2 separate regions of the Homo sapiens genome follow, and region 2 is linked to region 1. A link is an interaction called in ENCODE POLR2A ChIA-PET data of the cell type or tissue named here. Cell type or tissue: B cell. All regions are shown on one strand. Each heading gives the region's core, and the rest is flanking DNA. Links, peaks and the distances in the headings are about the cores only.

Evidence for each region. ChIA-PET counts read pairs that join two places held together with the same protein. Peaks named below come from ENCODE experiments on the same cell type or tissue, not always from the same donor. Only the 100,000 strongest peaks of a DNase experiment are listed, where the experiment ranks them.
Region 2: POLR2A ChIA-PET joins it to region 1 with 7 read pairs; 2 of 35 experiments call an interaction of 5 or more read pairs at or near these places.

Annotation. Positions count from the first base shown.
Region 1 is chr14:24,644,641-24,650,021 of GRCh38, forward strand. It overlaps GZMH-AS1 (GZMH and GMZB antisense RNA 1), which reads left to right. Exons shown (of 3, transcript XR_007064087.1): 3 at 1-940. Among named protein-coding and RNA genes, the nearest start is that of GZMB, 13 kb to the left of the region's middle. In B cell, for the core only: no CTCF peak of the experiment used is centred there; no DNase peak of the experiment used is centred there.
Region 2 is chr14:24,703,906-24,709,286 of GRCh38, forward strand. No RefSeq gene overlaps it. Among named protein-coding and RNA genes, the nearest start is that of GZMB, 72 kb to the left of the region's middle. In B cell, for the core only: no CTCF peak of the experiment used is centred there; DNase peaks (open chromatin) are centred at 396 and 2,126; H3K4me3 peaks cover 926 bases; H3K27ac peaks cover 2,223 bases.

The sequences.
Region 1 (5,381 bases), core at 199-5,198:
CACAGGCCTGGAATGTAGCAGCCCCATTGGGTGGCCAGATCCAGAGCCGCAGCAGCAATCATAGTAGTCTGGCACTCAGGGACTCCTACTCCTAGGGTAAGCAGGAGTGCACCACATGAAGGGAGCACCCTGTGGGACAAAGGAATCCAGATGGCAGGCTTTGAGTCTCAGAACTTTACAATTGTGGGAAATTTCTTTCAGCAGAGAGACAGGTGCAGTGCTGGGCTCAGTGGGGAAGTCTGTGGCTCTACCTCACCAGTCAGGCAGCCCTGGTGCTTGTGAAGGGTCTTGGAGAATAGGACTTCTCCCCCTCATGCACCACTGCTGACACAGCTGGGGTTTCTCACAAAGGAACTCGGCATGAGTGCACCTGTAGACAGCCTTTCTGGGACCCTTCAGGTGACTGCATTCCCACAGGACAAGTGCCCTCCAGGCTCAGGCTTGTATGAGAGGTAGAGTCACAATTCATCTCTACATTCTTGCAGCTGAAAAGACGTGTCTGTCTGAAGGTCTAACATCCAGTATCTGTAAGGAACTTAAACAAATTTACAAAAAACCCCTAACCCACCCCATTAAAAAGTAGGCAAAGGATATAAACACACACTTCTCAAAAGAAGACATACATGCTGCCAACAATCATATGAATAAAAACTCAACATCACTGATCATCAGAGAAATGCAAATCAAAACCACAATGAGATACCACTTCACACCAATCAGAATGGCTATTACTAAAAAGTCAAAAATAACAGATGCTAGCGAGGTTGTGGAGAAAAAGGATCGCTTCCACAATTTTGGTGGGAGTGTAAATTAGTTCAACCATTGTGGAAGACAGTATGGCAACTTCTCAAAGACCTAAAGTCAGAACTACCATTTCATCCAGCAATCCCATTACTGGGTATATACCCAAAGGAATATAAATTGTTCTATTATAAAGACACAGGCATGTATATGTTTATTGCAGCACTATTTACAATAGCAAAGACAGGGATCAGCCCAAGTGCCTGTCAGTGATAGACTGGATAAAGAAAGTGGGTAGATATACACATGGAATAGTACACAGTCATAAAAACAATGAGATCATGTCCTTTACAGGGACATGGACGGAGCTGGAGGCCATTATCCTTAGCAAACTAATGCAGGAACAGGAAACCAATACTGCTTGTTCTCACTTATGAGTGTGAGCTAAATGATGAGAACACAGAGACACACAGAGGGGAACAACACGCATTGGGGCCTTTCAGAGGGTAGAGGGTGGGAGGAGGGAGAGAAGCAGGAAAAGTAACTGGCGGATACTAGGCTTAATACCTGGGTGATGAAATAATCTTTACAACCAACCCCCCTGACACGTGTTTACCTATGTAACTAATCTGCACATCCTGCACATCTACCCCTTAACTTAAAAGTGAAAAAAAAAAAAAAAAAAGAAAAGAGGTGCCTGTCTGATCTGAATAGCTAGAACACTGGGTCAGGAATGTGACTGGGAGACAGATTGCTTTCCTGCTGGCCTGTGAGGGGATCTAAGGTGGGTCCCTCCCTTCCACCTGAAAAGACCTCAGTGAGTTTCACTGAGCACTCCCCTAGACACCTCTGTGAAGGCTGGTACTTCCGCCCACCATTGGTTATTGCATTTACCTACCAGCTTTAGCCACAGCCAGTTTTTGCCTGTGGCCACCTCTTACTGGCCTGAAGCCTGAACTGTTCGACCCAGTGAATAAAATACTGGGTAAATAAAGAAAGAAATAATTGAGTGAACACCACTGGGGAATGAGATAAGCTTCAAGAGACCTCTGCCATTCCAACTCCACAGGAGACAGTAAATTTGCTCACACACCAAGCACATTGCTACTGTAACTAGCATCTGAGGAAGCCATCACATAAAGAGTCTCTATAACCAAGGAGCTCATACAGAATCTTCACCCCTGAAAGCACTCAGAGCCAAATTAGGTTATGATAACTTATAAACATTAAAGTCACATCCTCAAGGGGAAAAAAAGAAACAAACAACAACAAAAAACACAGTCAAATAAAAAGTGAGCCAGAAATAAATTAAAAAATAATTAGAAGAAATAGACTACCCAAAAGAGAAGAAAACAGAAAAATAATTCTGGCAATGTGACAGAACAGCATTCTACAACAACTTCAAAAGATCACAGCCACTCTCCAGAAATGGATCCAAACCAAGATGAAATCTTTGAAATACCACCAGCCTGGCCAACATGGTGAGACTCCATTTCTACTAAAAATCCAAAAAAAAAAAAAAAAAAAAAGAAAGAAAAATTAGCCGGGTATGGTGGCTTGCACCTGTAGTCCTAGCTACTCGAGAGGCTGAGTAAGGAGGATTGCTTGAACCTGGGAGGCAGGGGTTGCAGTCAGCTGAGATCACACCACTGCACTCTAGCCTGGGTGACAGAGTGAGACTCCATTTCAAAAAAAAAATTCTTTGAAATACTAGATAAAGAATTGAAAAGGTTGATTATTAAGTTACTCAGGGAGATACAAGAGAAAGGTGAAAAACAATATAAAGAAATGAGAATATCAATTTATAATATGAGTGAAAAATTTTCTAAAGAGGTAGATATTTTAAGGAAAAACCAGTTGGAACTTCCAGAAATGAAAAATATATTTAGAGAATTACAAAATGCAGTGGAATTACAAAACACAGTGGAATGTTTTAACAATAGACTAAACCAAGTAGAAGAAAAAATTTAAAAGACAAGGCTTTAAAATTAACCTAATCAGGCAAAAATAAATAAAAAAATTCAAAGAAATGAACAAAGTCTACAATAAATATGGGATTATGTAAAATGGCTAAACCTAAGAATGGCTGGTGTCCCTGAGGGAGAAGAAAATGCAAAAAGTTTGGGAAATTTATTCGAAGAAATAATTGAAGAAAACTTCCATGGCCTTGCTAGAGATTTAGTCATCCAAATACAAGAAATCCAAAGAACTTCTGGGAGATTTATTGCAAAAAGGACATTACAAAGGCATATAGTCATCAGCCTATCTAAATTTAATGGGAAGGAAATATTTTTAAGAGCAGGGAGAAAAAGGCATCAGGTAACCTATAAAGGAAAGCCTATCAGACTTCTCCGCAGAAACCTTACAAGCTAGAAGGGACTGGGGTCCTATCTTTAGCCTCCTTAAACAGAATAACTGTCAGCCAAGAGTTTTGTATCCAGCAAAATTATGTTTTATAAATAAAGGAGAAATACAATATTTTTTAGACAAGCAAATGCTAAGGGAATTTGTTACTACAAGGCCAGCCCTAAAAGCAATGCTAAAAGGAATTCTAAATCTTGAAACAAAAGGTTGATATGCACCAGAATAGAACCTTTTGAAAGTATAAAACTCACAGGGTCTATAAAACAATAACACCTGTTCACGCTGATGACAGTTTTTTTTGCTGTGCAGAAGCTCTTTAGTTTAATTAGATCCAAGTTGTCAATTTTGGCTTTTGTTGCCATTGCTTGTGGTGGTTTAGTCATGAAGTCTTTGCCCATGCCTATGTCCTAAATGGTATTGCCTAGGTTTTCTTCTAGGGTTATTATGGTTTTAGGACTTACGTTTAAGTCTTTAATCCATCTTGAGTTAATTTTTGTATAAGGTGTAAGGAAGTGGTCCAGTTTCAGTTTTCTGCATATGGCTAGCCAGTTTTCCCAACATCATTTATTAAATATCATCAGAGTGAACAGGCAACCTACAGAATGGGAGAAAATTTTTGCTATCTATCCATCTGATAAAGGGCTAATATCCAGAATCTACAAGGAACTTAAAGAAATTTACAAGAAAAAAACAAACAACCCCATCAAAAAGTGGGCAAAGGATATGAACAGACACTTCTCAAAAGAAGACATTTAAGTGGCCAACAAACATATGAAAAAAAACTCATCACTGTTCATTAGAAAAATGCAAATCAAAACCACAATGATATAACATCTCATGCCAGTTAGAATGGTGATCATTAAAAAGTCAGGAAACAACAGATGCTGGAGAGGATGTGGAGAAATAGGAATGCTCTTACACTGTTGGTGGGAGTGTAAAGTAGTTCAACCATTGTGGAAGACAGTGCAGCGATTCCTCAAGGATCTAGAACCAAAAATACCATTTGACCTAACAATCCCATTACTGGGTATACACCCAAAGGATTATAAATCATTCTACTGTAAAGACATGCACATGTATGTTTATTGCAGCACTATTCACAATAGCAAAGACTTGGAATCAACCCAAATGCCATCAAAGATAGACTGGATAAAGAAAATGTGGCACATATACCCCATGGAATACTATGCAGCCATAAAAAGTGATGAGTTCATGTACTTTGCAGGGACATGGATGAAGCTGGAAACCATCATTTTCAGTGAACTAACACAGGAACAGAAAACCAAATACCACATGTTCTCACACTTAAGTGGGAGTTGAACAATGGCAACACATGGACACAGGGAGGGGAGCATCACACACCAGGGCCTGTCAGTGGGTGGGGATCTAAGGGAGGGATAGCATTAGGACAAATACCTAATGTAGATGACAGATTGATGGGTGCAGCAAACCACCATGGGACATGTATACCTATGTAACAAATCTGCATGCTCTGGATGTGTATCCCAGAACTTAAAGTAAAAAACAAAAAACAAAAAACAATAACACCATGAAGAAAACAAAGTAACTAGGTAACAATCAATATGATGGTGAGGACAGTACTTCACATCTCAATATTAACACTGAAAGTAAATGGTCTAAATGCTCTACTTAAAAGATATGGATTGGCATAATGGATAAAAAAATTACAAACCAAATATCTTCTGTTTTCCAGGGATACATATAACACATAAGGATTCTTATAGACTCAAGGCAAAGGGGTGGAAAAAGATATTCCATGCAAATGAAAATCAAAACTAAGCAGGAGTAACCATTCTTATATCAGATAAAAGAGACTTTTAAACAACAACAGTAAAAAAAAGACAAAGAAGGTCATTATATAATGATAAAAGGATCAATCCAACAAGAAGATATTACCATCTTAAATATATATGCACCTAATTCTGGAGCTCCCACATTCATAAAACAATTGTTACTAGACCCAAGAAAAGAGATAACAGCAACACAATAATAGTGGGGGACTTCAACACTCCACTGATAGCACTAGACAGAACATCAAGACAGAAAGTCAACCAAAGACACTGGACTTAAATTGCACTCTAGAACAAATGGACCTAACAGATATTTACAGAACATTTTCCCCAAGAGCTACAGAATATACATTCTTCTCATCAGCGCATGGAACATCCTCTAAGATAGACCATATAGTAGGCCACAAAACATGTCTCAATAAATTAAAAACCATCAAAATCATATCACGTATCTTCTCAGACCAC
Region 2 (5,381 bases), core at 119-5,118, 59 kb after region 1:
AAGTGTTCTCTCTTAGATTAATTTTAAGGATGCCAAAGTCAATCTGGTAGATAGACTGGAGATGGGCATCGTTTCCCTCACTGACTTGATTTGTTATTTAAATTATTAGGGTGATAGTGGAGGCATAGAAGTGGGGTTCTGATGGAAAAACCTCCAGCTCGCTTGTACATTGCGGTTCCCTCTGTCACAGGTACTTGGAGCCAACGCAGGCACAGCAAATGAAGCAGGTCTCTGTTTGACATCCAGAAGACATAAGCTTTATTTTTTCTCACTTCAGGGTGAGAGGAGAGGAAAAGAATATTTCTCAAAAGTTTTTTCCTCTATGGACATCTGCACATAACATGACTTTGCTGAGGTGCCTGGCTGCAGGTGCAGTATGTGGTATTGCTGTATGAGTTTATACTTCCCCCCAGCCAGAATACATCATTTGCTTGCCCTGACACTGTAACCCAAATGCTCATACAGCCTCTTCCTTTGGCTTAGATATGTAAACAAAAACAAATAAAAATCCTATTAAATTGTGTCTTACCTCCAAAGCCACCTTATCGTTCAATAGACGATTACATTACTGAAGGAACCCAGAATACACTACCTAGATTACTTACTTGCAATAAATCATGGTCTGTCATCCAGTGGCATTCTTCCTAGCTCTCTTAACTTTTCCTCTATTTGTGTCTGCCAATGAATATTCCAATTGCTCAAGAGTAAGGATTTTATCTTACTTTTTTTTCTTATCATCTGTAGTGACCCAGAATTCTTTAAGGTAGGTGCTGAGTGGATATTTTCAGTGGGGCTAAATAGTGATTTGCTGCTGCTATCCATTTATTTCTTAACTCAGTTTAGATTTAGAAATGATTGGAGTTGATGCTAAAGACTGTTTTATCCTATCCCCCAAACCCACTTCCCCAGCATTGTGTAAATGAGAAAACTGCAATAGTTATGAATTGCCTAGGATAACACAGCTCATTAGTGGAAGCATCAGGACATGGCTTTTCAGTTCAATGCTCTTTCTACTATAAAGTGCTGCATCCAGGCATCTAATGGGGTCAGGAGGAAGTGGGACATAAAATAGGTAAGTTCTATAAAGGAGGAAGCACCAGGAAGTGACAGGAGAGTGAGGTAGAATCTGAGGCTGGGAAAGGGGAGGCTGCCAGGGATCATGGTGAAATCTAAAGGCAAGAACAACAAAAAAGGGGAGAAACATGGGGCAGATCTACAGGAATGGAGAGGCAAGCTTCATCTAACTGCTCTCTTGCCAAGGTCTGAGCCAGCTGCGGGCAGGTACCATGTTCCAAAAATGGCTGCAACAATGCCTCAGGTCCCATGAGCTCCTCTACAGCAGGGCCTTACCACATCCCCAGCAGGAGATGTGTCTAGTTCTTTTCCCTTGAACCTGGACTGGCTTATGACTTTCTAGTAACCAGGAGAATGTGGCTAAAGGGGCATATGCGACTTCTAAGGCTAAATGTAAGAAGGCATTCAGCTATTGTCTGGTTCTCTTGGAACACTTGCAGGGGGTGGGGGTGGGGAGCAGTGGGGCAGCCAGCTGCTATGTAACAAGTCCAGCTACCCTGAGACCGTTGTGCTGGAGAGGTTGCAGGTGGGCACTCCAGTAGACAGTCCCAACTGAGCCCAGCTTTCCAGCCATTCCTGCCAAGGTGCCAAGCATGTGAATAACCCCACCTGCGACTCTCTAGACCAGTCCATCTGCCAGCTGAACACCACTGAGTGACCTCACTGATGTCTTCGGGGTAAGAGGAGAGCAGAAGAATTGCCCAGTCAAGCCTGACTGAATTCCTGATGTACATAACCTGTAAAATATAGTAAACATGGTTTTAGAGCACTAAGTTTTGGGGGTAGTTTATTAGATAGTAACAATTAGGGGAATACCAGCTTCTCCTATACTTATAAACATACCACTCAGGTCTTTCTCACTGAGAGAATCTCACTTGTTTTGCCCTCACACATAGCAGAAAAGTTGCATGCCCAGTGTGAACAGGCTTGAGCCCCAGGGGCCTGTGGGTGGCAGTCAGCCCCACCTTCTGTTTGTAGGTGGACACCGAATGGTGTTATAAGTCATGGTGTAGCTCAATGGTAAAATCCATTTTTAGTTCGGTGTGCAAACAGGAACTGATACTATTTGAAAAGGGGAATTTAAAACACCCCACGTGGGTACCACAGTGCAAAGGAGAAGGTTAATCGTGGAAGAAAGATGCTGCCAAAGCACATGGTCCCAGAATGCTCAGCCCAGAAAGACAAAGTATTGCAGTCTTTCACAGCCATTTTCATAACAAATTGATAGCATATTCCCTGAAATCTGGGTCTGAAGCAAGGTCTTCTGAAGGAAGGTCTTCTGAAGCAAGTCTGAAGCAAGACTGAAGCAAGGTCTTTCTGTCTAAAATCCGTCTGGATATAGAAAGGCACATGAGTCCCATTTTTGTGCTGGGGTTCTGAAAGTTAGGGCCGGGCATGGAGATGGCATGGGTGTGTCAGTGTGTACGGAGTATTGTATTTCCAAAGATAGCTTCAGCAATATCTCCTCTCTCATGTGCCACTCTTCCATCAAGAGGAGAGTCTGTTCTCTCTCCCTTAGAATGAGAGCTGACCTTGTGATTCTTTTGAGCAATGAAATGTGGTGAAAGAGATGTTTTTGGACTTTGAAAAGCCTGGCAGCTTCCACTTTTGCTTTCTGGAGGAAGCCAGCTTCCATGTTAGAAGTCCAACTCTCTTGGGATGGCCATGCCACAAGAAGCCCAACCTTGCCATATGGAGAGGCCTGGGGGAAGGGAACTCAAGCCCTCAGCTGACAGCCCCGGCTGAATCCCAGCCACCAGCCAACACCAACTTGCCAACCACATGAGGAAGGCTGACGTGGCAGCGGATCCTTCAATTCCAGTCAAGCTGTCCCAGCTGACCGTACGTGAACAGAGGTGAGCTCTGCCCCCTGAGACCTGGTCAAGCCGCCGAATCGTAAACAAATAAATGGCTCTGTTGTCTTGGGCCATGAAATTTGGAGGTGGTTTGTTATGTAGTCATAGCTAACCAAAACAGGAGGAAAAGGCATAGAGTTGGCCTGTGCCCGTGGATGTAGAGCAATGGGGGTATGAAAGCAAGTTCCAGGACAAAGGCCTGGGAATCCAGGGACAGGCCACAGCATTGGATTCAAAAGGGGTGGCCGAGAGTCATCAAACAGATCCCAGATGGAGAGTCTGCATCAGAAATTCGAGAAAGCAGAAGAACAGGGGACAGATACAAGGAGAGGATACCAAGGCAATTGTTCATTAAGTTTGTGGGTTTTTTTAAAGTGTCAGATCGAGAAGGATTTTTGAGGGATTTTCTATGATCCCCTTCATAGAAATTGCTTAAAGGATACAACTAAAGTAAGTATAAAACAAGCATTTCTGAAATTTGATTTTAATAGGGCCCTGAAGCAAGTGTACACCCTCAGTCTCATGGCAGGGGCAAGAGCAGTATGAGACACAGCAGAGAAAGGTCGCCACTCCACCCTTACCTGTGCCACATAGCATCCCATGCAGTCCTGATGGCTGAGGCAGGACGGGGTGAGGATTCACTGCAATGCATTGTTGTTATATAGTAAATTTCATATGAGTCTAATTTCTTGCAAGGTCCCTGTTATCGTCATAAAGCCTTGACTTAAAGAACCCTTCTAGGTACTATTATATAAATACACATTCAGGAGGGACCTTGTGGATATGAAGATTCTAGCACTCAGAATCTGTAAAAAGCTAGGTAAGCACCACCATTTCCCGAATTCTATCTTCACTGCGTCTACTTCCAACTGTGTGCCCTATGTGGTACATTAGCATAGATCATAACTGATGCATTGTCACCTTAAATAAATTGGATTTATTATTCTATCTCTTGCTTCAATCACATTCAGAATGTTCTAAATTTCTAGTGTCTCAGCAAAAGCTATGCTGAGGATAATGTTAGTCCCACCCCTTAACAGAGCTTGGCCTAAGCTAAATTATGGAATATTCCAAGGTTGCTTCCTATTTCTTTTTTGTAATATGTTGTTCCTTTCCCCAGGGGAGACAGGAGCACCATGTCCTCCCATAACTAACCTCAGTCCTAGGGTGCCCATGGAGGCCTGGCCCTCTCATGTCCTTTATGCTTCTGACCTGCCCCTTCCTCCAAGAACACGTACTCATTTTGATGATGAAATATGTGGGTTTTTTTGAATAATTTTTGACACAGTAACATGTTCATAATGTTGTTTGCTTGAAAAACAATACAAAACTATACGATATACACAGCATTAAAAATGTAATAAGGGTATAAATTTCATTATTTTAACTACTAATAGCAACATTCCTTTTAGGGAGAAACTGTTCTGCTTTAGAAAATAACTTGATAGGCCGGGCGCGGTGGCTCACACCTGTAACCCCAGCACTTTGGGAGGCTGAGGCGGGCGGATCACGAGGTCAGGAGATCGAGACCATCCTGGCTAACATGGTGAAACCCCGTCTCTACTAAAAATACAAAAAAAAAAAATTAGCTGGGCATGGTGGCGGGCGCCTGTAGTCCTAGCTGCTCAGGAGGCTGAGGCAGGAGAATGGTGTGTACCCGGGTGGCGGAGATTGCAGTGAGCCGAGATCGCACCACTGCACTCCAGCCTGGGCGACAGAGTGAGACTCCATCTCAAAAAAAAAAAAAAAAAAAAAGAAAAGAAAAAAAAAGAGAAAGAAAAAGAAAATAATTTGATAGAGGCATTTGACTTAGAAGGAGAGGCCTGAGGGTGAAGAGTTGGTAGGAGTATAAGAAACAGCAGGCAGTGGCTAAATTGCTCTGCATGAGCCCCGAATCAGGGAAAGAGAGCCCAGAGGTATTTCCAGGCTGAGGACAGTAGGGCATATGGTGGCTGGTGGGGATCCTGGGGCAGTGGGGATGGCCAAAGGACATTGTGCGGAAGGCCTGGCTGATGTTTTATTTGAAGCTGTATGCTGCAATGTACTTTTACTCTCTGGTCGTCAGCCTACCACAGGCACAAATATGAACTGTGTGTGTGTGTGTGTGTGTATGTACATGTGTGCTTGTGCATGCACTCACACATGCACAACTGTGTGCATTGGGCAAGGGGGCAGACCTGGTAATAAGCAGGGTAACATTTATGGAGGCAGAAGCTGGAACCAAGAGCCAACTGTGAAAAAATAAAATCCTCATCCATCTGCAGAAATTTAGGGGAGGGCTTTGGGCTCTTACAAGGAGAGAACTAAGGTTTGCATCATTTTATCCAGACCTCAAAGTCCATGCAATTCCAGCTGACCTATTGATTATAGATAAATCCATAATTATGTAGCTGGAAAGAAGAATCAAATGTTAAGATTAGTTGTCTCATGGTGGGGATAATTTTCTTCTTT